Linked DNA regions of Homo sapiens: region 1 is linked to region 2. Evidence: chromatin loops called from intact Hi-C (ENCODE). Cell type or tissue: dorsolateral prefrontal cortex. All regions are shown on one strand. Links, peaks and the distances in the headings refer to the core of each region. The heading gives the core; the rest is flanking DNA. Region 1 holds the start of ADAMTS8 (ADAM metallopeptidase with thrombospondin type 1 motif 8). Region 2 overlaps PRDM10 (PR/SET domain 10).

Region 1 (16,169 bases), core at 4,667-12,666, 500 kb before region 2:
ATTGGCTTCCCTCCTGTTCATGAGAACAGAAGGTCAGAGGAGAGCCCTAGGTGATTCTAAAAGAAGAGAGACCCTGAGGATGAGGGGAAAGGTGACAAGATACATTTTAAATACTTTGCACCAGGCCAGATGGGAATATATATGATGAGGATAGGATGATGATGATAGAAAACAATAAACATGCCTACTGTGTGCCAGGCACGCTTCTTAGCACTTCAACTCTAACTCACTGTAAGCACATTTATAAGAACTGGGTAGTTTTTCCAAGTTCCTTGTAAAAGGGACTTGTTACAATGGGACTTACATTGGGACTTGCTACAGTGACTTTCAATAAGCAGCTTATCTGCTCGGAGAAATCACCCCAGATCCTGAAGATCCTGGCTCCTTTCCTGCATTTCCCTTTTCTTTCCTTCTAAAACAAAGATAAATAAGTGTAGTTTTGCAAGTTTGTATAATACATTTACACATATTACATGTATATATAAACTCCGAAGTGGTTAGTGGCTAGTGAGATGCATTGTTGAGGGCGTTTTCAGACCCTCTCCTTCCAGGACCCATAAAAGGTAAATATGCCAACACTCCCACCTGCTGGTTACAATCAATAGTGAAGATTTGGGAGAAATACATGTTTGCATTAATTAATTGGGGTGTACAGAAACCAAGCCGTCCTCATGATTAAGGTTGACCCCGGCCCTGGAGACATCTCAGCTTTGCAAGCTCTCCCAGCCTGTGAGATCATTAGAGTTGAGAGGCACTGGTGTCATGAAGAGCAGAAATCAAAGTGAAGAAACAAGAATAAATAGGAAGGAGAGACGCACGACTCACGCTAAACAAAGGAACAGGACAGAGCCTCCTTCAGCTGGCTCCGGTGATTGGCTATGAGGAATTGCTGTGTGCTGAGATTTTTTGAACAATGTTGAAGGACTGTTTCCTTAGACTGGCATGACACGGCAGTGATGCCTAATTTTTTAGAAAGTTGCGAGACAGAGAGCGAGCGAGAGACCGAGAGCGAGCGACCGAGAGCGAGCGAGAGCGCAAGTTCCAACAGTGCCACCTCCTGGCCATAATGTGGTGAGACAGGCATGACCTATGTCTCGGTTCTCATGGTGGCAACTGTTACTGCTTATAATACTAAAATGTGCAAGTAACTCTTACTGGCCAGGTACTGTAGTAAGCACAGATTGTAATCATGGATGCATTCCACATGGAGTCTTGGGCAACCTTTTACGAGTTTCTTGCTAGACTCCTCCACAAGACTGTATCTTGGGAGAACAGGAACCATCTCTTCTGCAACTTTGGGAACCCAATACTTGGCAGTTAGTCACTAAGAATACAAATGGCAGGAACAGAAAGGGCTGTTTGTGAATTTGTTTCTCAGTGTATTAAAATCAATTAAAACCTCATTAGCAAGCAATACAATGTCAATATCGCAGTAAAGTTTCTGCTAAATCTGGTTTTCCCTGATATAGATCACAGAATTGGGAGCATGCCTGTTGAGACTGTGAACACCAGATGAAGGCAGGAAAAATAATCAGAGTAGCTAGCTCTTTACAGGGAATTGAACTTAAAGTGGCCTCAGGGATATGATTTAATGATTTCCAGCCAGGCGTGGTGGCTCACATCTGTAATCCTAGCACTTTGGGAGGCGGAGGGCAGGAGTTCAAGACCAGCCTGGCCAACAGGGTGAAACCCCATCTCAACTAAAATTACAAAAATTAGCCAGGCATAGTGGTGGGTGCCTATAATCCCAGCTACTCAGGAGGCTGAGGCAGGAGAATTGCTTGAACCTGGGAGGCGGAGATTGCAGTGAGCCAAGACCATGCCACTGCACTCCAGCCTGGGTGACAGAGTAAGACTCTGTCTCAAAAAAAAAAAAAAAAAAAAGATTTTCTAAATACTGAAAACCTTTAAAGGTTCCAAAAAGAGAGACTATCTAGGACTAAGGAAGAATTAAGCAGCACAGACATGCTTCCACACATGCAGGTGGCAGTCACAGAAACCTGCAGGCCAAAGGGAATACAAGGCGACTGTCAGCACAAAAGTGATGCCAAAAATCAGACATTGCCTGCCTGGGATGTGTGCTCAGTGATATGATAGAGGAGGACAAGGAAATCCTTTATTACAGGCAATGTGGAGTCACAGCCATTGCACAATAGCCAAACTTACAGAAAATGGACGTGAATTGTAGCACAAATGGTATTACTTTGTTTAGAAGGAAAGAACTCTGTTTATATTTAAGTGCTAGCGCAGGCTTTTGAGAGAAGCTGTTTATTCCCTTCTTTGAGATTTTTAAAGGAGGGCCATTCTCCCAAGAAATCTCCAACGACAGGCCCAATGAACACCTGGAGTCTCTTCCAGCTCTGTAATACCATGATGTAATCCTTGGTTCTGCTCAAAGGAACACTAATTCAGTGTACCACAATCTCACCAGAAAACTGTCGTATTCAATTTCCAGTTTATGATTTCCACCTTGGTTAAGAATTCTGTCTCTGCTGCTTATTAGCTAGGTGACCATAAGCAAGTTCTCTAACCTCTCCAGCCTATTTCTTTACCTGTCTGTAAGGTGTCTTTTTCAGAGGACTGTCATGATGATTAAATGAGATAAGAGTTGTGAGCTGCTCAGCACAGTGCCTAGTGCACAGCAAGCACTCAAAAGATGGAAGCTATTATTACTGAGGATTGAATGGAAATTAAATTAAAATAAGTGCGGCCAGGCACGGTGGCTCACGCCTGTAACCCCAGCACTTTGGGAGACTGAGGTGGGCAGATCACGAAGTCAAGAGATCGAGACCATCCTGGCTAACATGGTAAAACCCTGTCTCTACTAAAAATTAGCTGGGCATGGTGGCATGCGCCTATAGTCCCAGCTACTCGGGAGGCTGAGGCAGGGGAATCACTTGAACCCAGGAGGCAGAGGTTGCAGTGAACCGAGATGGCTCCATTGCACTCCAGCCTGGCGACAGAGCAAGACTCTGTCTCAAAAAAAAAAAAAAGTGCTCAGAACAATGCCCAGGCCCATAGTAAACACTAAACTTTACTGAAAATGTACGAATTGTAAATGAAGTTCTAAAGCAAAACAATTTTTTTATCTTCATGTAGAGGATACGATAGTATTTTGGGGAAAAAAATTCATCACTAGTTATGTCATTTTGGGTAAGTCACTGAAACCTCTGAATTTCTGTTTCTTCTCTGCAAAATGTGAGTGGCAGTGGATTAGATGATCACCATTGTTTCTTCCCGTTTTAAGGAGTCTGGAATTCTAAAGAATACCAGAACTTATATACACTAAAAATGTATCATATATACCATATAAAACTCTAGTTATAAACTAAGAAATAAGCAGTCACTAATAATGTAAGTTGATCAAAAACTTAAAAATCACTATAGGCCTACAGTATAAGACACCATAAACATAAAAATCTTTTAATTATTAAGGATGGATTAAATAATAAGCAACTATTAGATACAGAATTAAAGACAAAACAAAGATATTTTCATTTTTTATATAATTTCCTTTTCACATTCAGAGCAAGCAATTATTTTGAGCTTCTTATTCCATAAGAATGGCATATAGCGAGCTTAAGTAATCCCAGATTCCAAATTTGAGGAATCCAAATTGATGCTCTTTTACATTCAGGAGTCAGCAAACTTTTCTGCAAAGAGCCAGATAGTAAATATTTTAGGCTTACTCAACCCTTCCCTCGCAGCTCAAGAGCAAAGAATGCGTACATGAATGGCTGTGGCTGCATTCCAATAAACTTTATTTATGGACACAAATTTGAATTTCATACCATTTTCAAGTGTCAAGAAATTTTAATATTCTTTCTAATTTTTTTAATTTACCACTTAAAAATATAAAAACTATTCTTAGCTTGTAGAGTGCAAAAAAACAAGCAGTGTGCAGCAATTAGCCCAAGGGCCGTAGTTTGGCAACCCTGCCGTAATTACATATTTTGGGAAATAAAGTAGTAATGTAAGAAATCCGGAATTGGCAGAATGCCGTTATGGGATTTTCACGGGTTGGTTTGTTGATGTTTGTTTTGCTGCACTGTTTTCACCTGCCACTCCTCTAAGAGCGGCCACTACAAACCACCCACCCTTTCTCGCTCCCTGTGGCAAGGGTCCTGGGTTTAACATAGCCAGGTCCTGGGTTTAACATAGCCAGGTCCTGGGTTTAACATAGCCAGGTCCTGGGTTTAACATAGCCAGGTCCTGGGTTTAACATAGCCAGGTCCTGGGTTTAACATAGCCAAGGTAAGCCTGACACCTTGTGGTTGCATTGCGAACGGCAGGAGCTACCTTGGAAGTTAGCAGCACTGCACATCTGGGGAAGGGGAAATCCAGGAGGGAGCGGGGACTGCGGGGCCAGTCAATGAACCAGTCAGCAGGTGGTGGTGGTGGTGGTGGCGGCGGCGGCGGTGGTGGGTGGTGGGGGTGGTGGGGGTGGTGGTGATGTTGTTGTTGAAATGAGGAAGGATAAAGTCCAGAACTCACTATCTGACTTCTCTCTCCAAAGAGAACTTCCAAAATGCTACCTATGGGGGCACTTCATCCTATTAAAAAAATGAAGCAGCAGTGGCCAGGCTCGGTGGCTCACGCCTGTAATCCCAGTACTTTGGGAGGCCAAGGTGGGAGAATCACCTGACGTCAGGAGTTCAAGACCAGCCTGACCAACATGGTGAAACCCTGTCTCTACTAAAAAAAAAAAAAAACATCAGCCGGGCATGGTGGCAGGAGCCTGTAATCCCAGCTGCTTGGGAGGCTGAGGCAAGAGAATCACTTGAACCCTGGAGGCGGTTTCAGTGAGCTGAGATCTCGCCATTGCACTCCAGCCTGGGTAACAAGAGCGAAACGCCATCTCAAAAAATTAAAAACTAAAATAAAAATGAAGCAGCAACTTCCAGAGCCTTCACAACCAAAGGCTCCATGGACACTCAAGACTTTCCTTGGTTCAGTTAAATCTCCCACTTCTAGCCCTTAGCATTCGGGCGGGAGAAAGGGAAACTGGGCACGCTCCTCACTCCCACTCCTCCCAGATGCTTACACTCGAGAAAGAAGGAAAACCCACAGGACCTAACTGCTACTGAAAATCAGGAGTTAGCTGGCACAGTAGCTCACACCTATAATCCCAGCACTTTGGGAGGTTGAGGCAGGCGGATCACCTGAGGTCAGGAGTTGGAGACCAGCCTGGCCAAAATGGTGAAACCCCATCTCTACTGAAAGTACAAAAGTTAGCCAGGTGTGGTGGTGCCTGCCTGCAGTCTCAGCTACTTGGGAGGCTGAGGCAGGAGAATCTCTTGAACCTGAGAGGGAGAAGTTGCTGTAAGCCAAGATCGCACCATTGCACTCCAGCCTGGGTGACAAAGTGAGACTGTGTCTCAAAAAGAGAAAATCAGGAGTTGTACTCTGGGAAACAGCAAATAAGGGGCTTCAAGGAGGTAAAAACCAGTCATTGAACTGTTACAATAGCCCTGAGGCAACACAGAGTTGTATTCATTGCTTGCCCAGGTCAGACTGTCCCAAGCACTGTACAGGATGTCCCAAGCACTGTACACTGTGCTAGGACGAAGTGTTTTGCTTGTTTTGAGAAAAGGGTTGAAGAGACCATTCTTTCCATTGTCCTTCCTCTAGAAGTGTTTCCCCAAAACATTCTAGACTCGTTATTCCTATCCTATAAATTATGCAGGAAAGGAGGTTCTGCACCATGCTAGGTTGGGAAGTTCATCCTTTCATCTAATTCACAGCTGTCCCTCTGTGTTTCTGAGAAAGCAAAGAGAGGGGGGATACTTAGAGGGAATTTGGCAGCACTTTCCCCTGGGCAAGAGCCTCCTCTTTGGAGGTAACAAGCCCTGAGAGTCTCAGATGCATGCTGAACCACCACACTGCAGGAAGGGGTCAGATGGGCTGAAAAGAATCAGCGATGACCTCGACTGTCAACATCCCCAGCATAAGCACAGAGCTGGGTACCTGGGGGCAGGTGAATTGGCAAAGGATTTAAAGGCCCTGATCCCAGCGGTTCCTAATGCATCACCCACATTGACAACTCAGAGAAAGGCACAGTTGGTGGATGAGTCTAGAGTTTGTAGGTAGAGAACAGGGCCCTCCACCCAATCCAGACCTGTGTCATTGAGACTGGGATGGGATGCAGTTTTGTGGTCTTGAGACCATGTCATCCCTCTCTTCCTGAATACTACCCCCTTCCCTAGGGGGCAGTGGTGACATGGGACAGAATAAATTCACCTCATACACATTTGTTCCTGGGGCTGTGGCAACGCAGTGAAAGGGCCTGCCACCTTACTTGAAGTCCCGGGCAACTAGCAGTATCCAGAAGAGAAGACCTTTTTCAGGGACTGGAGGTCTGTTTCCCTCTTGGGGAAATGCTAACTTCCAACCTCAGTGCTGGTAACTTACCACTGTGCTGGCCTCTGCCCCACCTGCCCTCTAACAGGACAGTGAGAGTCCCTCTTAGGGTTAACCAGGTGGGTTGTTTTTTGTTTTGTTTTTGTTTTCCCCATCTTCAGTTTGGAGTGAAAGTTAGGAAGGCTGTGCAGTAGTGATGAGAGGAGGGCATGATTTTAGCATGACCTTTTCCTCCTCTCCCTTTATGCTTTACAATGAAAAGCTCAGGAACCTTCTCCCCACACAGTCGGATCTCCGGAGGCATCTGCAGGGATCCCAACAGTGTCGGGCTCTGCAGTCGGACTCTGCAGGGATCCGAACAGGGTCGCTGAGACCAGTGCACGAGCCTCTTCGGAAGATGCATCCTGGACTCTTGGCCGCAGAGGAGAAAGCGGTTGGGGTCTCCCAGGGACTCTTTCTAAAGGGTCAGTCCAGCATGGTAGGGGTTAACGTGGGTCCACGCGTAGAGGGAAAGGAAAGAAGTTGTAGTTGACACTTCAGGGGGGCGGGTGGCGGACGGGTCTCGCTGCCTGATTGGTTTTGCATTTCATCCCAATTTTTTTTTCTCCACTCTCTCTCCCTCTTTTCAGTTTCTCTCTCTGATCCCAGGGGAGGGGAAACGGGAATAGTGAGAGATCAAAAATAAACCTCTTATGTCAAGCCGGGAAGGAAGTATAAATAAGAAGGGCTCGGCAGCCCACTCGGTGCTTCCCGGGGTGGGGAGGAGGCAGGAGGCGGCTGCGCGGGGCTGGCGCGGGCAGGGGCGGAGGACGGGCGCACGCGGGCCGGGGCCAGCTGCTCGCGCTCGGCTCGGGGGCGGCGGCGCGGGAGGAGCGGGCTGCGCCAGCCAGAGGGGCCGCCGGGGGAGCGCTCCCGCCGCCGGGCCCCGCGGGCCGAGTCGGCCTTGCACCCGATTGATTCCGCTTTTCCTGGAGAGAGCGGCCGGGCCGCGCTCGGGCCGCCAGCACCTGCCCGCGCCTGGCGGGCTTCTTCCCTCTCCTGCGCGCAGCCACCGCCGCAGCCCCCATGCTCCCCGCCCCCGCCGCCCCCCGGTGGCCTCCGCTCCTGCTGCTGCTGCTGCTGCTGCTGCCGCTGGCCCGCGGCGCCCCGGCCCGGCCCGCAGCCGGGGGGCAGGCCTCGGAGCTGGTGGTGCCCACGCGGTTGCCCGGCAGCGCGGGCGAGCTCGCGCTCCACCTGTCCGCCTTCGGCAAGGGCTTCGTGCTGCGCCTGGCGCCCGACGACAGCTTCCTAGCGCCCGAGTTCAAGATCGAGCGCCTCGGGGGCTCCGGCCGGGCGACCGGGGGCGAGCGGGGGCTGCGCGGCTGCTTCTTCTCCGGCACCGTGAATGGGGAGCCCGAGTCGCTGGCGGCGGTCAGCCTGTGCCGCGGGCTGAGCGGCTCCTTCCTGCTGGACGGCGAGGAGTTCACCATCCAGCCGCAGGGCGCGGGGGGCTCCCTGGCTCAGCCGCACCGCCTGCAGCGCTGGGGTCCCGCCGGAGCCCGCCCCCTCCCGCGAGGACCCGAGTGGGAGGTGGAGACGGGAGAGGGTCAGAGGCAGGAGAGAGGAGACCACCAGGAGGACAGCGAGGAGGAGAGCCAAGAAGAGGAGGCAGAAGGCGCTAGCGAGCCGCCACCGCCCCTGGGGGCCACGAGTAGGACCAAGCGGTTTGTGTCTGAGGCGCGCTTCGTGGAGACGCTGCTGGTGGCCGATGCGTCCATGGCTGCCTTCTACGGGGCCGACCTGCAGGTAGGACTGAGAGCCTCCTCCAGCCGCCGTGCCCGGAGGCCCCCCAGACGCCTCCCAGCGTCTCTAAAATCTCCCCTTCCAATCCCTCTGAGAAAAAAAAAAAAAAAAAAAAAAAGCCCTCCCCACTCATCTTCTCCAGCCTTACCCCAAACGAGATTCTCTCCTGTCTGAGAAAGAGCAGTAACTCTTTTCTGAACTTCTGCCACCCTGGATCCCTGCGCCCCCACCCCCAGGTCCCTTCCAGTTTAGAGTGGGGCTGCCGACGCCCATCCCTCTCATCCGAATCTCCCGCGGCACGTGGCGCACTGACCCGAAAGTGGGTATCAACGCATTCCCCGGCACCTGCCTCTCCCAGCAGAGATGAAAATTGAGCGTTTACGAATAGCTCCCACTCCCACCCCTCAGCCCTCTACTGCCTCCAGATCTGAGAGGCTCCCAGGGAAAGGCAGATGGGATGGAGAGAGATGGCTGTCTGATTCCCTTGGGTATGGAGGTCGCCATAAGCAAAAGACATTGTTTGAAAGGAGCTGAACCTGGAGAGGGGCTGCCCAACTTCTGTGCAGCCAGCTGGTTGTGATCAATGGGGCATGGACTACCTTGCCAACCTGGCGCTCAGCCCCGGCAGAACTTGGCAATGCCAGCAGCCAGCACAAGAGGGAGGGGCAGAGAACTTCTGCCTGGGGGCTCAGCCCAGGAGCTGAAGCTTTGGTGGAAACGCGAGGGGCGCAGGGGCTGGAACGAGCTCTTTGGGTGAATGTCTCTAGTAAAGCCAGACCCACACTTGGTCCACCCAGCTGCCCTTAGCCCAGACACAGCTCTTACCTAAACAGGGGAGAAAAACAGAGTCCAGGGGATGGCTACCTAACCAGACCATTTCTAACTAGATGCAAAGATGGTGCTGACTCAGCAGGAGGTGTCTGTGTTGCCCTAAACCCCAATTTCTCCCCTAAAGACCAGGTGAAGGCTTTTCCAGGAGGAAAAGAGGGTAAGGCTTCCAGAAGAGGGGTGCTCTTTGCCCCTAGGGAGCACAGAACCAGAGATGTGCCAGGGAAGGAAGAACTGACCTGCCCAGACGTCATAGTTCCCTGAAACAGGGATCCTGGCAATGCAGCAGCTAAGCTGACACTTTGTGGTGATGGCATCCTTGGCCGGGACCCAATACTAGGCTCAGTCTGTGCCCGACTGCTGGGGGCCCCAAGGGCATAGGCATTGCCTGTGCAGAATAGTCCAGACAAGGAGGCGATCAGCCTTCTGTTTCTCACCCCATCTTTCCCACCCTCTATCACTGGGAAAGGCAGGGTAGGAAAGACCCAGGGAGAAACAGATGATTAGGATGGGAACTGCTGTGGGTGAGAGTCCACGTGGCTGCCCCTCTGGCTACTGCAGGTGCTGACTACACCCCAGGGACGCACCCCTGCAAGCCCTTGTGGTATTTGCTTCCCCAAAAGCAGGGCAGAGCAGCTTTGGGTCACGCTGATTTAACACCTGTTTCCCTGCCTGTCCTGAGAGCACGGAGCGGTGGGAGCACCAGCCCTCTCCTCTGACTCCTTTCTTTAAGCAAGTACTAGAGAGTGTGGCAGGAGAGGGGTGAGAAGAGGGCTTCTCCCATCTCTTTAGGACCCCCACACCTGGCTCCTAGGGGGCTCCACCAGAAAGAAGCTAAGATGGCCGGGCACGGTGGCTCAAGCCTGTAATCCCAGCACTTTAGGAGGCCGAGGTGGGCAGATCGCAAGCTCAGGAGATCAAGACCATCCTGGCTAACACGGTGAAACCCCGTCTCTACTAAAAATACAAAAAAAATAGCCAGGCGTGGTGGTGGGCGCCTGTAGTCCCAGCTACTCGGGAGGCTGAGGCAGGAGAATGGTGTCAACTCAGGAGGCAGAGCTTGCAGTGAGCGGAGACCGCGCCACTGCACTCCAGCCTGGGTGACAGAGCAAGACTCCATCTTAAAAAAAAAAAAAAAGAAAAAAGAAAAACACAAAAAAAGTAAGAAGCTAAGATGCACCCATTGCAAACCCAGAGCGGGGTGCTACACCCCTCTACCCCCACACATGGAACAGATTCTGACATCTACCTAAGAACCAAAACATAGGAAAGCCAAGAGAACTCCGTGCCAGCAGAGAAAGTCCATTTTTCAGCCTTCAGGGCCAGACTGTCTCACTCTCTCAGCTGATCACCTGGACGCTGGAGATAACTGAGTATTTGCCTCAGGGACATACTCGCATCTCCAGACATCCTAGCTATCTAGAGGCAGACATGCTCTGAGGCCCGACCCCAGGATGCCCGGGCTGCTGAAGCAGGAGACTCTGCTTGGGTTTGCACCCGATTTTGTTCCCTTCAGCTTAAAGTTCAGGTCTGCTGCCCCAGACAATTCGGCTTTCTCTGTGTCAGAGACACCCAGGCATTGCCATCCTCATGAGACTCCTGACCGGGCGATGTGGCTCCTGCTTGCCCCGCTCCCCATCCCCCACAAACACGCATTTCTGGACCTTTCCCAGCTGCACATTGGCACCTGCACACCCAGCCAGCCCACCTGGACCAGGAGAGCGCAGCAAAACAGGCATCGGGCACCTCTGAAGGCTGAGTTCCTCTCCCTAGGGGGTTGACTTCTGAGTCTCACCTGGAAGAAAAGTCTTCCCTCAGGGAGACTAGCCCCGCCACCTCCACCCTGGGTCTCATGTCCCATCCCACCTGTGCTCCTGCTGCCACCGTGGCGGGTGGGGGAGGGACTGAGGTACAGCTGTGTCCAGGACCACCCTCGGGCCCCTGTGCTATGATGAGCTGACCAGCCTTGGAGATGCTGCAGGACAGGCGTGACTGTCTCAGCTCAGTCCCCTGCGCTTCCGAAAACAGATCCATGAGCCCAGCTGAGAGAAGAATGAAAATCAAGTTCCCGTGCCTCAAGACCTTGGCTGCCCACACCCACCTCCTGCAAATGGAAGCCAGTCCTTTATGTGGAGACCTCATTCACACAGAGGGAAGGCACTCTGGGGTGATTACTCTTGGTAATCAGGGGTGTGGAGGATGAGAAGAGCCTTTACCTCTCTAGGGCTTAGAGTTCCTCATCTGTGAAGCAGGACACCTGGACTAGGTGATCAATCCCGGTCTGAGCACCTGTGTGGCTGCTTCATGATGAGCCAGTCTTCTGGAAGGTTTAGCCACTCTCTGAGCGTGTTCAATTCACAGCGTGGTTTTACACACATCACCTCCATGAAAATACCAGTGAGGGGGGCAGAGGGAGACTGCACAGCTCACAGAGGACATGTGGCTTCCTCAGGATCAGACAGCACCGATCAGGATCAGTAAGTGGCAGGGCTGGGCCTGCAGACCAAGTCTCCCAAAGCTGAATCCTGTGCACTGTTATCCCACCAGGCGGCCTCTTTCTCAGGACTAGGGTCTGTGGCTCTGTCGACCCTCTGATACTTGCTTATGTTGTGGGAGTGGGTCTTTAAATCCAGCAGTTCAAAGCCATCCAGGCCCACTGTGAGGCCCTATCCTGCAAAGAAACCGCCGTGGAGGCTGAGAGAAAGAACGCACCACTGCCAAAGCTGGTCTCACTATGTTACGCGACAATGAAGTTTTCCAGAGCTCTGTCAATTGAGTTCATTTAATCCCATGAGAAAAGGGGCCCCTGTCTCCCACCTTCTTATCTGGTTTCAGAGTTAAGGAGCTCAGACAGAGGGGCCTTTCTGAAAGGAGGGACCACCTGGGAAGACTCCATTAGCTCTGTCTACGTCCAGCTGCTGCTCAGTGTCCCCTGTGTGAACCCGGGGCGAGATGGAGTGAGGGGCAGCATGGCAGTGCCCACTCTCGCCAGCCTGGGACGCCTGTCCCGCCAGTGCTTCTGCAGTGAGCAGAGTTTTCGAGTCCTCTTCTTAGCAGAGAGGGTCCGAAAAGTGGCGCTCATCTTCCCAAAGTCCAGCAGAACACTCGCAGGAGGTCAGATTCTGGGGACTGACTTCAGGGACGGCTGTCACAGCCATCTCCATGCCCCCTTACCTGCATGCTGTGGGGAAAATGTCTTCCACAAGACACTAAAGTGGGCATGCAGCCTAGGTTGTCCAGCAGCATCCCAGTTTCTGCCTGTTCTGGCATAATTATTAATACTACCGTCTTTCCCTCTCAAGGGTGTCCTGGTTTGGATGACAACAGAAACAGATTCATGCCCCCCCCTGCTCTGTGGCTACCAGGGAGAAAGACAAGTGTTATATGTGCGTGATGTCCTTCCCATTGGCAAAAGAATGCATCTTTTCCATCCCTTATGTCTGCTGCAGTCAGAATGATCAAAGATATGGAGTATTTCCCAAAGAAAATGTCTCAGTGTCCAAAGATCGCCCCTTCCCCATCTCCCAGGAGGTGGGGTGTGCATAGGCAATGACAGGCGGACTTGCTGCTTGCAAGCCTTGGGTTCACTTTGGCTAGGCTGCAGTTTTCCTTACAGCAGCAAAGATGGGTGGCAGTTAGTACAGAGACTAAGAACACAAACTTTGGAATGAAATCGAAATAATGTAGTGTCCTTGAGCAAGTCACCTATTTCTGTGTACCTCGATTATTTCAGGTAGGAGCAGTTATACCAATGTCCTAGCCTTGTCTTGAGGATGTAAGAAAATATGGAATGCACCTGACCTGGTGCCTGGTCCAGACGACATACTCAGCAAGGCATGGCTATTACTAGAGTTGCCTTCGGTGATGGAAACCATTTGTTAGAGTGGGGAGGATGGGCTGGGCCATGCCATCAGAGTGCCGGCCACCGCTGTTTCAGCTTTGCTGTTCCACATGGCAGAGGAACCTTCTCTTTCAGTTGCCCATGCTCAGTGGTGAAGGCTGACTTGTAGTTCAGCGTCAGCGTATGCTTTCAAGGGACAACATTGCTCTTTGCTGCTTGCAGAACAAGAGGAGATGAAGCATATGATGCAGGTTGCTCTTTTCTCCTCTCACTTCTTTCCTCTCGCTTTGCTTCTCCATCTCCACACCCCCAGCTCAGTCTCAGGCCCTAGAGACGTCAGATAGGAAGAGGGAATGCAAGAGCTTCCCGGGGCCACTTTTCCTCACCTGACCTCCCCCCAGGCGCGCCGCAAGGGAAAGCTGTGGAGCCACCGGTGAAGCGCAAACCGGCTGGATGTAATGATGACATCGGGGCGGGAGGAGGCCGGCCCGTCCCCATCACCCACCGCAGCTGGCTTCGGCTACCACAGAAGCTCTGAGGAAGGAATCTCCTTGTTCGTATCTCAAAGAACCAAAAGGGGCTCTGGCCCACCCAACTGGCCAGGGTGTTGTTATTTTTTTTTAATTCATTTTTTTTTAATAGAGACAGGATCTCACTATGTTTCCCAGGCTGGTCTCAAGTGATTCTCCCACCTTGGCCTTCCAAAGTGCTGGGGTTACAGACATGAGCCACCCTGACTGGCCTGATGTTCATCTCTACTCCAGGTCCTGGGGTCACTCATGCACGAGCAGACTCCCTAAAAAGTGCCGCCTCTCCCTAACAAAAGTGAAGAGTATGGGATCCCCAAGTCATTCAAGAGCAGGTTGTTTGACCACCCTGGCTGGGCTGACCGTGGGCTCCCACCTACCTGCCGTGGTTTGGGGGGCGGCTGCTCTGCTGATGCCTCTGCTCCTCAGGGGGGCCAGGACCCCGTTCACATTCTTCACATGCAGCTTGCATTGGTGTGGGGAGCAGGGAGGTGTAAATCGGCACCAGGTGGTGGAGCAAGCCATCTGACTTCCTCCTTGACCAGCCGCAGGCCTGATCCCCACAGGACTCTCAGTCAGGCCTGTCCTTTGAACCCAGGATATTGGGGGAGAATCAAAGGCTCACAGCCCTGAGGTCCCCCACCTCACCCAGGCTCAGTGGTCCTTCTCCGTAGGGAACTGTGAGACGCACCGCATATATAAGGCATTCCTCTGGTCATTTCTCAGAAGAGCGGACTGGGAGGGGAAAACCAAAAACTCAGTAGAACAAGAGATAAGGAGAGATCAGTGGGATCGGGATCTGGGATTTTGAAGGGAACACTGGACCACAGAATCCTCCTAGCCTTCTTGAAAATGAAAAGTATCTTCTGAGACAGCGGCCAGAAGGACCTTCAGATGTCCTCAAGTCCAGCCCACCCCTCGAAGCTAAATGGCTCTGAAGCCGGCCCTGCCTGACAGCTATGCACTGTCTGGAGAAGACAATGATATGAGCTGTAGAGAAGGAGGCTCCCTGGGAACCTTAGGGCCGGGAAGCTCCTTGTGCTGTCTTGCCCTGATCTTCAAGCAGCAGTTTATTCTGCATGAAAATCAGGGGTTAACCCTCACCTTCCTCCGGTCTTCACTGAGGATGTGAGCACTGCCTCATCTCTCACTCAGCCTCCCTCCGATCTGCTCAACGTGGGCACACAGACTTGCCCCAACCTCCTGTCTTTAGCTCCTTGTGCTGAGCTGTCTCGGCCCCGAAGCTTAGCAGCTGGTGTTCCTTAGCTTTACACCTTCCTTGTGCGACCTCATCTTCCCCATTTTGAGATTGTGAAACTGGGACTCAGCGGGAAGAAATCTTGTGATGACGGTTGCAGTTTGCCTCAGAAGAAATTCCAGGGGTTGGTCCCTGGCCCATCAGACCCTGGTCCTTCTTAGAGAGATCAGGATACTGTTGGCCTCCTGGAAGCAGCAAAGACCCGGCCAGGAGTTCATCTCGGCAAGCCACCATTCCTCAGCGCTCACCCCCGGTTGCATAATGATGTGATTGCTTTTTGTCCCTCCAGAATCCAACTCCAGGAGCAAGTGCCAAGTTTCAGCCTTGTTGATAAGATGTTTACATCAGCCTAAACATTGCTGGAGTGCTTGACACGCCAAGTAACCTGCCAACCCCTGCTTGTAGGGCTAACAAAATACCTGGCTCATTGCCTGTGAGGTGAACAGACAGATCCCATTCACAAATAATGGGATTCATCTGGAACGCCCACACATGGCCTCACCCGATGGAATGTCCCTCTCTACCCTTTCCTTTCTCCTCCTTCCACTCCCACCTTCCAGACCACAGGAGGAGAGGAAGAGGGGATCCCAAGAGGTGGTGATCTAGGGATCGGAGAGGCAGGGCAAGCAGGTGCTGCCCAACTGACCACACTCCAGGCTCAAGGAACACCCACCTCTGCCTCTGTGTCTCCTCTTCCACAAAATGCTCAAAGAGGGCCACTTCAAGGGGTCGCTGAGGCAGGAGAGCGAGTTCCCATCTGGCCTTCTCTCCAAGCCTTGGAATCCAGCAGGGGAGCAGTTGGCAGCCCAGGGACAAGACAGAGGCCAAGCAGTGATGTATGCTCTGTTGGCCAGCCTGGGTGGAAGGGAGAGCAGGTGAGATCCCAAGCACATGGGTCCTCTTAGGCCCACGGGATCCTCTCAAGCCCCAGTCAGGAGGGAACGAACCCTTCGGGGCTGTCCAGGCAGACACCAGGAAGCCACGCCCGGGGAAACCTAATGAGAGCACGGTGGACCTCAGAGACAGGCACACCTGGGCTGGCCTCCTGGTTTCAATAGCTGCGTGACCTTCAACAGGTTAATTTGCATGACCTTCCTCATTCGTGAAATGGAATTACAGCACCTTCTTCACAGAGTTATTGTGAGAATTGAATGAGGTACTGTGGCAGAGTAGCTGTTGTTAGGAGTGATTATCACAGCAAAGTTTTCAGTGTTAACAAATCCCCCCCCAAAGAGTAGAGTTACCCCAATAGACAACAGGAAAATGTTCAGCTGGATTCTAAGAGGGAATTCTACTAACCTTGAGCGCTCAGAACTTTGCTTCTGGGCTGAGGCCGGGGACGGGTGGGGGTGGTTGGCAAGGAGACGGTGTCAGGATTAAGGCAGAATAAGCCATGCCGTCCAGTAGAACTTTGTATCTGCACATTCCAGTGCAGTAGCCACGAGCCATATATGACTATTGAAGCACTAGAAATGTGGCCTGTGCCACGCTATAAGTTTAAGGTTTTGGATTTTAATGAATTTGGATTTAGGTCGTCCCCTGAAGCTGTCCTGGATGTTAGACACACAAGTTC
Region 2 (16,169 bases), core at 4,102-12,101:
TTCTTCAGAATAATTGAAGACATATCTTTAAGCTGTAATAGAGGGGAAGGATGAGACATTCAGAAAGTGTATATTAGTAAAACAGTTGTTTCTATTGGAGAAAATCTGGGAAAGTAATAAGGTGAGAGGAATCAAACTCTGGGGTTAGTAAGGATCATTTAGGTCGCTACTTGTTATGGAGTATTATGTAACCATGACGACCTGTAACCCAATCTCTTGTCCCCAGAACAAGAGGCAGAGGAAGGGGACGAGGCAAGAGGCGATTCGGTCCAGGTCGACGGCCGGGGCGTCCTCCAAAATTTATCCGCCTGGAAATCACCAGCGAAAATGGGGAAAAGAGTGACGATGGGACACAGGTACGGGGGGACGGGAAGGAGCCCTCCTTAGGTGCTTGTGTGGAGGACTCGCCAGATCCCTGACGAGACCTAAGTACAAAGACCTTCCCAATGTTTGTAGACCTTTCCTATCAGACCTTGCTGCCTGTTAATTAAAGAATGATTGGATAATGCCAGAAAAGAATGTATTTTCAAGTGTTACCTACAACAAAAACCCAACTTTGCTGCTCTAAAGATTTAAAATTGACCGGACTTGGCCAGGCGCAGTGGCTCATGCCTGTAATCCCAGCGCTTTGGGAGGCCGAGGTGGGCGGATCACGAGGTCAGGAGATCGAGACCATCCTGGCTAACACGGTGAAACCCCGTCTCTACTAAAAATACAAAAAAAATTAGCTGGGTGCAGTGGCGGGCGCCTGCAATCCCAGCTACTCGGGAGGCGGAGGCAGGAGAATGGCGTGAACCGGGAGGCGGAGCTTGCAGTGAGTCGAGATCGCGCCACTGCACTCCAGCCTGGGGACAGAGCGAGACTCCGTCTCAAAAAAAAAATAAAATAAAATAAAATAAAAATAAATAAATAAATAAAATTGACCAGAGTTAGTAGAGGTGGACTTTGTTTAATTAGTTTAAACAATTAAAATTATTGATATTCCAGAAAAGTCAGATCACAGTCTTTTCCTTGTTAAGTGGTGTGGAACCTCTCCTGCTTTTGCCTTCTGTGCATAGTTACCTAATTAACTTTCCCAGAGGGAGAATATTTTTTCTGAGTATTATGAATCTAGTCATTCTGAAATAAGCAGCAATTCTAAATCTGAGCTGACAGTCCCTCCGGCACTGATCTCTATTCCTGGTTATTGCAAATTTCAGGACTTGCTACATTTTCCCACAAAGGAGCAATTTGATGAGGCTGAACCAGCCACTCTGAATGGGCTGGATCAACCAGAACAGACCACTATCCCAATCCCTCAGCTGCCACAGGAAACCCAGTCTTCCCTGGAACATGAACCAGAAACTCACACCCTGCACCTGCAGCCGCAGCATGAAGAGAGCGTGGTGCCCACCCAGAGCACGCTGACAGCCGACGACATGCGCAGAGCCAAGCGCATCCGAGTAAGTGGGGAAAGCCGGCGGCTCCTGGCACCAGCCGCTCATCTTCCTCCCACCACCAGCTCTCTGGTGGTTTTCTAACCTATTCACCTTCCTCTCTGAAATCTTGCATCTAGCCTGTCACATGCTCGATCCCCTTATTTTGAAAGAAAGTGTTCACTATTTCTCAATGTCTCTGTGTCCCATGGCAGGCTGGCATGGCTGGTCCTAGATTTGACCAATTTAGTGACGACACAGAGGCCTAGAGGTTGGCAGCTCCTGGACTAGCTCTCTGCATCCCTCAATTCACAGATTGGAAGTGGAGAAATAAGTACATTTAGTTATAATAATCATTTATATTTTAAACCAGGCTAATTTGTGCCTAATCATAGCTCTCAAGTTGATTTTGGGTAACTAAATGTGCTTATCTACAGCTTCCCAGGGGAGAATGGCAAATGTCATTACTCATCAATGTAAAGTGACCTGTGTCCAAGTTGATATGGCAGGTACAGTTCACACACCTGCGGATAGCTTGAGCCAAAGCTGTCAGTTCGAGAGTTAGTCAGTGTCTGAGTCACGGGACCTGTGTCTTGGCCTCAGACCATGCGGCTGCAGGGCTTTCCTGACTTGCAGTTCAGATGCGTTTTCTCTTATTATTTCACAAATAGCATTTGACTCTGAGTTAGGAACTGCAGGGGATTCGTGTGGAAAACAATATGGCTTTGTGGGATAAGTGTCTGTGCTGATAAAAACCAATGACTTACAACCCATGTTTATGGCAGCTGAGTGCATAAAGACATATTGGTACTTTCCAGTAGATGAAAGAGACATTTTGTATAACTTCCCAGGCTTTACAATTTCTACATGCATGATCGTTCAGCGTATGTTTCTTTTGGTCTTCTTATTTGCCTCTAGGCTAGAAGGGACCTTGAAAAATAGTCTAGTCCATGCCTTCATGTAAAAACACATTTAAACATTTGTAGTCATATGATAGCTTTGAAGGGCTCTAAGAACTGAGGCTAAACAGCCTTTATGAGAGCCCTGTAATCGAAACATATGAAACTCTCAGCTCACTGTATATTATTTCACAAGAGTATATCAACATACAGAAATACAGGCCAGCAAGGAAAACAAGCTATGAAGTAATATCCCATCCATCCTTCTCCTTTAGTTCCTAATCTGCACTTCTTTCTCTTGCTCAATTACTATATTTTCTGCTTTGGCCATTCTGATTTTTTTTACTAAGTCCAGAGAAACCCTTGCTAGATTTTTTTTTTTTTTTTGGAAGGAAAAAAAAAAACCGAAGCCCACACATGCAGTGAAGTTGTGGATGCACAAACACAGTCCAGCCGTAATTGTACTTGCATTTTTGAATGAGCAGGGTTACTGGTTTTGGTGCAAGGTTCCTTGTGTCAAAGCGAAAGCCATATGTATCTGGCTTTTGGAGGTCAGTCTTAGTTGAGCTATTTTGTTTTTTTTTCTCTCACACATTCTAAAAAGTAGGGCTATGTATTTTTTCATCTTTTCTATCCAGATTGGTAATGACCAACTGAAGGGAAGTCTTCCAATCCAATTGGTAATGTAACTATTTTTCTCTCCTCTAATGCTGCCTGCTCAGTTGGAGCTGCAGGTAGGTTTGTTTCCTGTGTTTCACATAACAGAATGTTACTTGTTTGCCTGACCTGCTGTTCTTTGCAACCTGTACTTACTAAATCCTGGTGGAAACCACAGTTTGGTTGCTACAGTAAATGCAAATTAATGAATAATGATAATTTATTTGTAAATAGATCAAGGAATAAATTGTGGGCTGCAGGTTCCTCATATACAAAATGAAGGGTAGGACTAAGTGATCTCCAAGGTCCCTTCCAGCGCTAAAACCATTGGAATGACTTATGCAATAGTGTTGAGTTCTAACTGTCTATTTGGCACTATGCTAGGTACACAATAGAATTTTCACTTGAGCTTGCAGTCTAAGTAGGAAATCAATACTAATGTAGGGGAGTTTACAGTTAGGTGTTAAATGTAAAAGTATAACTTGGAAGAGTGAAAGGTTGAAGTAAAATAGAGGAGTCAGGATAATTCTTGGATAAGGTGAGACTTAGACTAGCCCTTGAAAGAGAGGAGGAAGGTAGACTGTTTCAGAGAATGATAGCCATAGGATCAGAGGCCCAGACACAGGAGGTTCTTGCTGTGGTTGGGACAGTGCAGACATGAGCCTGGCCCTAGCAGGGGTGCAGTGGAAGGATGGTGCAGAGTGAGCCGAGTTGGGCAGGGCTGGCCAACCAAAGGCTTTCAAAGTGGGCAGAAAATTGTCCAAAGGAAAGTTGTTTAAAAGACCCCAAAACTGCCAGGCATAGTGTCTCACACCTATAATCTCGGCACTTTGGGAGGCTGAGGCAGGTGGATTGCTTGAGCCCAGGAGTTCGAGACCAACCTGGGCAACGTGGTGAAACCCTGTCTCTACTAAAAAAAAATACAAAAAAATAGGTGGACATGGTGGCAGGCACCTGTAGTCTCAGCTACTCAGGAGGCTGAGATGAGAGAATCCTCTGAGTCTGGGAAGTCGAGGCTGCAGTGAGCTGTGATTGTGCCACTGCACTCCAGCCTGGGCAATGGAGTGAGACCATGTCTCAAAAAACCCCCCCAAAACCCCAAATCAACAAACATGATTGTTTGATTTCTTTTTTGTGTCAGGATTAAAATAATATGAAAATTGATCAATAATTTAGGTTCTTTTAGCCATTAATATCAAACTTTAGAAACATTTTAGTCAGGCGTGGTGGCATGTACTTATAAGTCCCAGCTACCCTGGAGGCTGAGGTGGGAGGATTGCTTGAGTCCAGGAGGTCGAGGCTGCAGTTAGCTATGATCATGCCATAACACTCCAGCCTGGGCGATGGAGAAAGACCCCATCTCTAAAAAACAAACAAACCCCCTAAACTTTAGAAACATTTTATGATCTCTGTCTACAAATAATCTGTTGTCTTAGAATTCATTGCAATGTGAGTTGAATCCCAAATCACAGAATTTAGCAACAATACGATTTTGGTATCCCTAGAGTAGCTGATATATATGTAGAGTGTGGTGGATTGCCTGACGAACTCAGGAAAGCAGAAGAACTAGAGTGGATCTGTGCGCTCTCTCCGACATTTGTCATGATTTCTTCTAGAAATGTGTACGGGTTGTGGCTCTGAGCTACAGAAGACACCTTAGAACAGAAATGGCCTGCAAGTGGGTCAACGGGTGGGGACAGTTTCAGCATTTTTACGACCTTGTAATATGACCATCCCATTAGTATCATTAGATCAGAGAAATACAATCTAGTTCTTGAGTGCAGACAATGTTCAGGGCTCCATGGAAATTGAAAAGATGATAAAGTTTGTCAATAGAGCCAAGAAAGTGGAGCCAGGTGGTGGCTCAGTTTAAATCAAGTGGCTGAAGGTACTCACACTAATCAGAAATGACAGAAGACTGATTAGCATAATGGACCAAAACAAAACTGAGTTCTGGATTTGGCACCCAAGGAGAAATGGCATCCTCAGTGGGACCACAGTCAATGTGCATTGTGTCTGTTCTTGGACACTTCAATGAACTTGGATAAAGGAAAAGATTCCTACATGGCAAAAGTGCTCTGAATCTTGCATCTTTGAACCTCACAATAGTATTGGTTCATCAGCAATATTTCCGTAAAGTTTTGAAAGTGGACAAAATAGTAAAGCTTTTATGTAAAATTAGTATCCAGACAGAGTTAAAAAGATGAGGTGGCTACTGAACTACACAGAAGTGAAAGCAAGCCCTGTGGCTGATTTGAGAAAAAACTATGCTTTTTTTTTTTTTTTTTTTTTTTTTTTTTTTTTTTTTTTGAGACAGAGTCTCACTGCAACCTCCACCTCCCAGGTTCAAGCGATTCTCCTGCCTCAGCCTCCCAAGTAGCTGGGATTACAGCCCTGGGGTTACAGGTGCCTGCTACCACGCCTGGCTAATTTTTGTATTTTTGGTAGAGACAGGGTTTTACCATGTTGGCCAGGCTGGTCTCAAACTCCTGACCTCAGGTGATCTGTCCGCCTCAGCCTCCCAGAATGCTGGGATTATAGGCATGGGCCACAGTGCCCAGCCAAGAAAGACCTATTCTTAAAAATCTCTGCAGATGCTGTAGAAAAATCCTTGAAATCATTTTTTTGAGTTTCATATGAAATATATTTCACTGATTCTCAAACTACTTTTGAAGACTTCCTATAAGCTAAGCAATTTATTAAGGGATCTGGATACAAAGGAGAATAAAGTATGATACATCCCCTGAAGCAGCCCCATCAGCTGAAGAAGATCACAGAATTGCTGTTTATCTACTCAAGATAAGTGAGTAGGTAGCAGCTTAAAAATCTTTCTCCTAGCCCGGTTAGAGAAGCCCTGAGAAGGAAATCTCTTGTTACATAGTAATTATGTCTAGAAATTCCACTAAATCAAAAATAATTATTTTGTTTTCCTCACATGATGATTTCACATTAAATTTAGTTTAAAAGTTGATGCTTACAAGTAATTTGAAGTTAAGATCGCACTAAGATCTCCATTAATCCTTCAATTACTGTTCATTTGTAGCTACATAGGCACAGCCATTCACAGATATACTTGAAGGATTTCCCCCCCTTGTAGCAATCTAGAGCTTTCCCTCAGTGTTCTGAGGAACGGATGAATGAGTCTTCATTGTAAGCATAACTGAAAGATTGATTCTGCATTCTCTGTGTGAGGTGATTTTGTCGATCTGCTGTCAGTAGAGCATGAGTAGATTTTCCAGTAGTGGCGATGGGTTTGCACTGAGTACCCGTACTCTCCCACTTGGATGCCCTATAACAATTGCATGAATTTACAAGATGGCCAATCAGCATTACAAGTGCAATCTGTGCCTGAAAACAAAGAGCAGAATTGCCTGGTCGAGGCAGGAACAGTGTGATGAGCTTAACGTTGTTAGCATGGCATTCTAACCAGTAGAACTAACTAGCTATTCTGGAACCTTACCTTCTGTTTTCTAAGTAGAAAGTGATGAAATGCATATATTCCATTTACGACATGTGCTCATGTCCCATTCACATAAATCTGAATCCTTTCAAGAAATTCTCGTGGCATAAAGTTTACCCTTTAAAGTGGTTTTTAGAACATTCTGAAGCTGTGCAATCTTCACCACTCTCTAATTCCAGCACACTTTCATCACCCCCAAAAGAAACCTGGTATCCATTACCCCCAAAAGAAACCTGGTATCCATTTCCTTCTCCATCCTGCCGCTGGCAAGGACTACCCTTCAGTTCTTTTTATTGTTTTTTTGTTTGTTTGTTTGTTTGTTTTGTTTTTGCTAAATGTTTTAATCAAGCTTCAAATTCTTTTTCTCATGGATTTCAACAAGTAACATTTGACTGACTTGCTCCAGCCTGATTCCTGCATGTGTGACTTAACCTAAGTCTTTTCCTCCAAATCTTCCATTTTTATCCTGTTCCACTGTGGGATTTGTTTTATTATACAAGTCTTCTATTGGGAACACTTTTTTTGTTACTTAAACCCTTTCAAAAGAAAACCCACATACATAGATGTAAAACAAAACACAAAAAAATTTCATCTCTTTAAGATGAGCTTCTTTGAGGATGGCTTCATTTTCAGTGTCTTCACCAGAAAAATCTCCTTTCAACTGTGTGTGTCCTAGAGTTGAACTTCTATGGGAAGTCTGTGATTGCAGAGATCATCCTCTCTTTCTCTGTAAAAGTGTGATCCAGTTGCACTCTTAATTTCATCACTAAATGATCACATTTGTGTATGTCTTTCAGAATGCAGCTCTTCAGCATCTGTTTATTCGGAAGTCCTTCCGGCCTTTTAAATGCTTGCAGTGTGGGAAGGCCTTCCGGGAAAAGGACAAACTGGACCAGCACTTACGCTTCCATGGGCGGGAGGGGAACTGCCCACTGACCTGTGATCTCTGTAACAAGGGCTTCATCAGCAGCACATCCTTGGAGAGCCACATGAAGCTCCACTCAGACCAGAAGACTTACTCTTGCATTTTTTGCCCAGAATCCTTTGACCGCCTTGATTTGTTGAAAGATCATGTGGCCATTCATATCAATGATGGCTACTTCACCTGCCCAACTTGTAAGAAACGGTTCCCAGATTTTATCCAGGTGAGTGTCTACTACTGAGATTCCTGTCTGCTTCCTTCTTTTGGTAAAAGAAACTTCGATTTTTGGAAAACCGAGACTGCCTAGCACCTGCATTTCCATCCCTTCTTTGAAACAACTTTACAATTGAGAACAATATTTCTTCAATCAAACTACTTTTATACACAAGATTATTATGACCCTTAATTGTCCAGATCAGACATTGACATTGAAGTGTTTAAGTTACAAGTAATAAACACCCAGATCTATTATAATTTTTAAAAAGTCTTTCATAATCCATGTCAATGTCTATTGCTTATAAAATATACCGAGCCTGTAGAAGACATACTCCCGTTTCTGAGGGGCTGGGAACATCTCCCTACTACTACTGTGGTTTCCTGCTTGCTTTAACCAAGGCCATACATTTTGGAAGGAAACAAAGAGAAAGTTGGTATATAATATACTTTTGTATCAGGAACCGACTGCCTCCTCCCCTGTAGTGTATTCTTTGTTGGAGCAAAATGGGTGAAGATAAATTTCAGAATACTCATGATTTCATTTGGACTTTAAGTGATAAGATTTTCCTGTGCTAGTCAGTGAATAACGAAACATTTTGTAAAAATACACTTTTTCAATTACCAAAGGAAAAGAAGACTAGGGATTTAATTTTAGTTCTGCTAGTGTTGAGAGTCTTGGAAATTTTCTCACTTCACACAAACTAGTAGAAAGATTGCTTTAAGGCATAATTTAATGGCAAAAGAAACTCCAAAAATAATGAAGCAAACTATCTTATAGGAATAGTTTGGTAAGACTCACTACTTAGCTTCCATCCTCAGCTCTTTCTCATTGGATATGTGTGGCTAAGAGAGTTCAGAAGCCCTATTCCTTTATTTATCTAAAAGTAAGGGAAGTAAGTCCCAGTTGAGAAGTGACGCCAGCGTCATATTGCTCTCACAAACCGGTAATGTCTTCTGTATCCACTCATTCATGTCTTTAATTCTTCAGAACTTAATTTTATAAGAAGATGTAAAAGGATCAAAAGGGGCTAAATTGCTTCTGTGCAGATTAAAGACGGAGAAAAGTAAGGAAGAATTGGTTTTTGTCTTCCTATAGATCCTTTTTAGCAAGATTTCATTTAAACCCAAAGGAACTTTTGCTTTTTATCTTTAAAAAATGGGCTTCAAGTGATCAGGGCTTTGACCAAGCAAGCACTCTCTCTCTCTCTCTCTCTCTCTCTCTCTCTCTCTCTCTCTCTCTCTCTCACGTTTCAAGTCATCGGGGAGGTTCGGATTTCTAAGGCTTTCTGGCTACTTGTTTTATTTCTTTGTGACAGGGACAGTATGTGTTATTGAGGCCAATTATCACATCTGATTGGATTCCTCGGCGGGGTTGATGAAAACCCATGGTAATGCGTTTGGCTCCCTCTAGCGTTGACAAGCTGCCTTTGGTCATTTCATTTGGTGCCTGCGTCCCCTGAATTTTCCTGTGGTTCTTATCACCAGGTGAAAAAACACGTGCGCAGCTTCCACTCAGAAAAGATCTACCAGTGCACAGAGTGTGACAAGGCCTTCTGTCGCCCCGATAAACTGCGACTCCACATGCTCCGGCATTCGGACCGCAAAGACTTCCTGTGTTCCACCTGTGGGAAGCAATTTAAGGTATGACACCAAGGCACAGCCCAAGGTGGTTCTCGTGGCCACTGGAATTATAGCAAGCTGAGGGTAAATGCCTGTTCATTTCATCAGTTTATCACCCACCTCTGATGAACTGGACCTGAGATACTCTTTGGGCCTTGTGTTTGACTTAGTTATAAAATTAAGGGGGAAAACTTACTCATTTCCTCAAAATAGTTAATTCAAATCCCCAAACAAGTAGAGTAAAAATGCATCATCTCCTAAAAGAATCCAAATGTATAATGACAAGTATAACTAAATCGCTATTGAGATTTCCTAACAGACCAAAACCTTTACTTAACATTCAGATCAGGAGGTTTTTGTTGAGCACTGATGAAGTATAAGAGCCCGTAATTGAGCCTTGCAGCCAGCAGGACGCTCATCTAATTCAGGTGGGAAATCTGAAGAATGCTGAGAAGGCTTAGACTACTTTGGAGAATGTTAATGACCTCAAAGATTAAAACATTATGAGTATCCGTAACCCACCTGGAACTTAGAAGAAGCCGAGCAAAACCCTGCAGGGGACCCAGAAATAAAAGTTAAATAAATAAATGTAAAAACAATGAAATATGCTTCATTGGGAAATAAGGTGATTCTGCAAAAATGTCACTGGAAGACCTTCTGCTGAAAATGATTGTAGGTCACACTCTCATAGAAACTGGAAAAGAATCAGAAATTGATTCAGGAGAGGAAAACTAAGGGTATATTTGTAACAGATGCAAAGAAATTAAAGAGAAATAGAGTTTGCAAAGCTGGTTTTATGGTAAGTGTGTTATAGAATATAATTTAATGGCTTTGAATATATAACAGCACAATTTAGAATTCCGTAGAGAACTCCAGTGTGAAAAGTATAAGTAGGTCTGGGATTTTTCTGTTCTTAAAAAAAATCATATCTAAAAGGATTCCTGTTTTGCGATACTGTTTGGCCATCCATCCATCCCATCCAGCCAGTGTTTTTTGATTTTTCATTTTGTGCCAGATACCATATTTTAACACCTTGGAATATTTCTTTAAAATTTCTTTGCTTGCTTTCATTTTCTCTTTTACTTTCACCCAGTATATTCAACCACAGTTCAATCAGGGAAGCAAAGCCACTGTGAATGTTACAGAAGAAGATTTTCTTACAGGACTAAGAACTTAATTATAGGAGAAGATGGAGAAGTGAGGGTTGAAGGGAGAAGCTGGGAGGTCGGAAGTCAGCAGTATGCCCACAGAAGTACTGGTCTGGGTGGTCAAATGGGAAGTTACCTGGGAATCTGGGAACCAAGCACTTCCTCCTGCAGAGGGGCCCAGGAAGGAGAGCTGGTGTGGTCTGTGAAAGACTGTGTCACTGCATCTGGTGGTGGATGTGGAGCTGGCCAGCAGGGCTGGCAGTCAGGAAGACAGCTGGTGGCTGGGTGGGAAAGAGAGGATAAGTAGGGACCCACAGGTACCTCTACATGACACCGTCTAGAGCAGCACGGAGCTGCTTCCTTTCCACCTTCCAGGCTGGTCTGAGTTTCTCTTTGGCTAACCCCAACTCGGAACCATGCTGGGAAGAAGACTCCCTTCAAATGTAGTTCCCCTTAGCCAAGTTGACCCAGCACAAAACCACTACCACCTACCTTCCTGGCATATTTTCAAAGTAGAATCAGAGTAATTTTTCTAGAGAACAGCTCTGATGTCATGTCCTTTCTGAAAAACTCTTAAATAGCTCTTCACGCAGATAAATCCCGAAGTTCTTGTTACTTCTAAGATGCTACAGGATCTGGCTCCTGCCAGCCTCTCTGGTTCCTGCCTCCCCGTGTGCTCAGGGTGACCTGAACTCCATAGCTTTACCCAGGTGTGGCATACTCTCTCTCCTTGGGCCTTTGCACTTGCTCTCACTCCTCCTCCTGACTTGAAATGCATTTTCAAACTGTCATATTCCTTCACCTGGCTAATGTCACTTCATATGGGGCATTTCCTGATCCCTGGATTAACTGCTGCTTCTCCCACCAATTCCCACAGGGCCTTTTGCTGGTGACCCTGTCATAGCATTTGTGTATTGCATTTGCCTGTCCTGCTAAGTATAAGCTCCATGAGGGCAGCATTGAAGTCAAGGTGGGACCTTCCAACTTCAGGGAGCTCACACTAGAATAGAGAAAAGAATAAAGTGGCCGGGTGCGGTGGCTCACGCCTGTAATCCCAGCACTTTGGGAGGCCAAGGTGGGCAGATCACCTGAGGTTGGGAGTTCGAGACCAGCCTGACCAACATGGAGAAAGCCCATCTCTACTAAAAATATAAAAGTAGCCAGGCGTGGTGGTGCATGACTGTTATCCCAGCTACTCAGGAGGCTGAGGCAGGAGAATCACTTGAACCCGGGAGGCGGAGGTTGTGGTGAGGCGAAATCATGCCATTGTACTCCAGCCTGGGTGACAGAGCGAGACTCCATCTCAAAAATGCTGTGAGAGGGATTCACTGATTTGGGGTATAGGGGAGACCTCATAGATATGGTGACACTTTTGAATCCATTCATGGGTGGGAAACAGTTTGCCAGCTAGGGAAAGGGAGAGGTGAGGAGTGAGGGAGGAATATTGGCATCTCAAGCAGAGGGAGCAGCAGGGAGTGGTGATGCCACGTTCGGGAGATTGGGAGAAGGGGACTGATGGAGGGTGTGGCAAGAGGAAGCCAGGGAAGCGGGTTAAGCTAGCGCGCTGTGCTAAGTAATTAGACTTACCAGCGTTTCAGAGCTGGGCTAATTCAGGCCGAGGCAGTGGGTGTGGAGAAGAGGGGCCATGTTCAAGACAGGCGTCATGGGAGGCTGACAAGAACTTGCACTTGGGTGGAAGGGGGAAGGGTGGACAGCAAGGAATGGAGATTTGCAGCTTGAGAGGCTAGATGTTTGGGAACACCGCTGATACCAAAAAGCACGACTTAGGCAGAAGGAGTGGGGGCAGATAGCGGATTTGGTTTGGGGGATGTTAGGATGGAAAGGCCTCATGGAGATTTGGCATCCAACAAATGTGTGCCCGTCACGATGTGCATAGCATGGTGTGGTATTTGTGTTAGGCTTTGAAATTTATGTGATGATTCGGTTAAGGTCAGTTGGTTGTTTAAAGGGAATAGACGGGAACTAGTGAATGTTGATGCTTAGAAAAAAGTGGGAATGCGAGAGGAGTTGGAGGAAAAGGAAAAGAAAAAAAGTGGCAATGCAACAGTGCTTTGCCATTGTATCCACACTAAAGAAAGATACTGTCACGTAGGGCAGTGTCCTTAATCCAAATCCTACTGTAGCCTACAAAGCGCTGAACATTCCCTCCTGGGCTTTCCAGAAATGAAGGCGGGTGGGATAGGAAGAAAGAGTTGGGTCGTATGCATTGCAGCAGAAGAGGCAGGTGGGTGAGGGAGGCCCAGCATTGGAGCTCGGCCCTTATCCTGCTCCCTGATACTGGGTAGGCCCTCAAGGAATATTTGTTGAGTAAATGTGCTGAAAAATGAAGTCCTTAAAAAAGTCCCTGTGCTGAAAGGTGGGAAGAACTGGATTTGTAGAAAGCCTCAGAGTCTTTATGGGACTAATAACAATTTATTCATGTGTCCCAGAGCAGAAAGCCTCACTGGATCAGGGAGCTGGCACTTTGTTTTTATTCAGGATGGGCTCTGCCTGATTCTCTCCATGGACTCACATCAGCATGTGTCACTAAATAGTGAAACCAGGAGCTGAGCCCTGGGCCCCATGCTCCATCATAGTGAACAATGGATTTGTTTACTTGAACTTCTAATTCTGTAAGGTGAGAAGTTCTAAATCCATAAGATAGAGATTCTTACTTAAATTCTTTTGGGATTTAGAAAAATATAATGTTTGCTGAAAGGTGTGGGAATTGAGTATACACATGGCATTTTTTCTTTGACAGAGCCTTGCTCTGTTGCCCAGGCTGGAGTGCAGTGGTGTGATCTCAACTCAGTGCAGCCTCCACCTCCCAGATTCAAGTGATTCTCCTGCCTCAGCCTCCTGAGTAGCTGGGATTACGTGTGCCACCACACCCAGCTAATTTTTATATTTTTCATAGAGACAGGGTTTCACCATGTTGGCCAGGCTGGTCTCAAACTCCTGACCTCAGGTGATCCGCCCTTGTCGGCCTCCCAAAGTGCTAGGATTACAGGCATGAGCCACCACACCCGGCCTACACTGGCTTCTAAAATCTAATATTACCTGTTATCAATTTGTCTGAAGTTCTTTTATGCCAGGCTTGTTCCGTGTTCTCTTTAATCTCCTCTACATAAATGCACAGTCTTTATTCTCAAAAGTCGGTATGTATCTTTCCTATTTAATGGTCATTTTAAACCAAGGTTCATTGGAATGCACATATTTGCTAGTGAACAGAGTAACTCCCAGCCACTTTTAACATGTCTGCGTCCTAGTGTTCCAGCAACTCAAATGTCTCTTGGAGGCTTGTGGTGACTGCTAATTTGTATTGATTTTTAAAATGATCCCTTCAGTTAAAAATTTTCTACCCCCGTGTCTACCCCGTTTTCAAAAATACTCTCCAAATAGCGAAAAGACAAACTACGGGAACACATGCAGAGGATGCATAATCCTGAGAGGGAGGCCAAGAAAGCCGACCGCATCAGCCGCTCCAAGACGTTCAAGCCCCGCATCACGTCCACAGACTACGACAGCTTCACGTTCAAGTGCCGCCTGTGCATGATGGGCTTCCGGCGGCGCGGCATGCTGGTCAGTGCCCAGTGGCTGCGGGTTCCTCTGTCTTCCCAGCATACCTCATTGCTGTCGATGATGGTGACGTTTGTGTTGCATTGTGTCCTAAGTTATATCGATCAATGGTTTTGTCAATGTCCAGGGGAAGAAACAGAGGCAAACGATTCCCAATTTGGAGTTCTGTCTTTTCTAGTCTCCCTTTGCTCTCTCTTGCTGCTTTTTGGATCAATTCTTGTAAGAGGTCTTTTTCTTTTTCTTTTTTTTTTTTTAATCACTTTTCATTACTACTTTTGTTTTTCTTTACCCATCTCAATCTCTGCTCTCACCTTATTTTAGTTCCCTCTTTTGTGTCCCTGAATGTATTTTTTTAATGGGGTATTTGCCTTCTCCCCAGCTGTTCCCTTTTATTTTATTTATTTATTTTTGAGACAGAATTTCGCTCCTGTTGCCCAGGCTGGAGTGAAATGGCGTGATCTCAGCTCACTGCAACCTCCCCCTCCCAGGTTCAAGCGATTCTCCTGCTTCAGCCTCCTGAGTAGCTGGGATTACAGGTGCCCACCACCATGCCTGGCTAATTTTTGTATTTTTAGTAGACACGGGGTTTCACCATTTTGGCAAGGCTGGTCTCAAACTCCTGACCTCAGGTGATCCACCTGCCTCAGCCTCCCAGAATGCTGGGATTACAGGCGTGAGCCACTGCACCCAGCCCCCAGCTGTTTCCTTTTAATGCCTCTCTTTTCCAGATATCAAACAGCAGTAGAAGGAAGCTTTCCGTCAAAGCAGGGTATGTGCATCCAGGTTAGCTGAAGCATCAGACAGCCAGTGCTCTGCTCTCAACTCATTTTGACCTTGTTACGGGTGCAGAATATATTTCTGCCAGGTGCTGGAAAGTCATAGAGCAATATTTAAAATTCAGAACCTTAGTCTGTATCTCATTCCATGTTCTTAGTAAGACTAGGGCATTAAATAATGAAAGACAGGTTTGCATGAGGAGAACTCACCAAAGAAATTCATACCAGTGTAATTTTCCTTTTTCCAATAGTAGTTCTTTCAGCCAAAGACTGTTGATGGCTGAATTCACCACAGTGAGTCACCTTCAATTGTTTGGTGAATTATTGTTAACTCCTGTTAACCATGACTGTGAGTGCTTTGGCATCAGATGGGGTCTGGTGATCCTGGTTCTGGCCAAATGCCTTATTATTTGGGGGCATTGCTTCAGAGAATTCCAGCTTCTGGCGGTCATTATCAGAGGCATTCGTGTAGCTTCTGTTTGGTTAATGGGGTCTCTTTTTCTCATTGGTTCTTTCTTTTCCCTTTAGGTAAATCACTTATCGAAGAGACACCCAGACATGAAGATAGAAGAGGTGCCAGAGTTAACTCTACCCATCATAAAACCCAATCGTGATTACTTTTGTCAGTATTGCGATAAGGTAAAAGGGAAATATTCATATTGGTATGCCACTGGGGTTCCCTGCTTAGAGCTGACTTGTCCGTATTTATAAATATATACTACGATTTTTTTGTTACTCTTACCAGATGGTTACCTGTCTCTCAGTAGTCTCCATTCAGACAAGAAAGGACTAGAAATACAGCCTTATTTTAAGCCAAATTTTTTTCTTAAGAAATAGTTGACTTCATTTTTCTTACTGTCCCTTCTCTCTGTGATTTTTGTTACACAAGAAGAGGTTTATTACTAGTGCTTAGTGTATGAATTAATTTCAAATTCCTAGGCTCTAAAATGAGAGCATTTATCATGACCTATAACATATATGGTAGTTTTGGGGTTTCTATAAGGTGGAGGGGGTTGGGAAAGCTTTGTGGTGGAGTACTCTACTTGTACTATTGCATTATTTTCATGTAGTTACAGAAAAGACACAGAATATATATTTATTATTCCACTGTAATATCCTTTCTTACTTTTTGAGATGGAGTCTTGCTCTGTTACACAGGCTGGAGTGCAGTGGCATGATCTCAGCTCACTGCAACTTCCGCCTGGGTTCAAGCGATTCTCCTGCCTCTGCCTCTGGAGTAGCTGGGATTACAGGCGCCAGCCCCCACGCCCAACTAATTTTTGTATTTTTAGTAGAGACAGGGTTTCACCATGTTGGCCAGGATGATCCACCCTCAGGTGATCGCCCGCCTCGGCCTCCCAAAGTGCTGGGATTATAGGCATGAGCCACCACACCCAGCCATCCTTTCCTTATATAATGTAGCTATATCAGCTTAAAAGTGAGAAACATTTTTTAACATAGATTCCCCACTATAGAT

What was found. Peaks named below come from ENCODE experiments on the same cell type or tissue, not always from the same donor. Only the 100,000 strongest peaks of a DNase experiment are listed, where the experiment ranks them.
Region 1: it touches region 2 in a loop (3-fold over the local background); 5 of 110 quality-filtered maps call a loop at or near these places.

Annotation. Positions count from the first base shown.
Region 1 is chr11:130,419,543-130,435,711 of GRCh38, reverse strand. ADAMTS8 (ADAM metallopeptidase with thrombospondin type 1 motif 8) reads left to right here and starts at 7,103. Exons shown (of 9, transcript NM_007037.6): 1 at 7,103-8,145. The coding sequence starts at 7,426. RefSeq lists an enhancer at 15,459-15,960. In dorsolateral prefrontal cortex, for the core only: CTCF peaks have their summits at 7,796 and 7,996; DNase peaks (open chromatin) are centred at 8,031 and 9,311; H3K4me3 peaks cover 3,351 bases; H3K27ac peaks cover 5,975 bases; H3K27me3 peaks cover 494 bases.
Region 2 is chr11:129,916,289-129,932,457 of GRCh38, reverse strand. It overlaps PRDM10 (PR/SET domain 10), which reads left to right. Exons shown (of 21, transcript NM_199437.2): 10 at 227-356; 11 at 1,200-1,442; 12 at 7,229-7,576; 13 at 9,055-9,210; 14 at 13,740-13,919; 15 at 15,221-15,331. Among named protein-coding and RNA genes, the nearest start is that of NFRKB, 29 kb to the right of the region's middle. RefSeq lists an enhancer at 6,021-6,522 and a silencer at 8,898-8,997. In dorsolateral prefrontal cortex, for the core only: CTCF peaks have their summits at 8,765 and 8,970 (motif pointing left); a DNase peak (open chromatin) is centred at 8,977.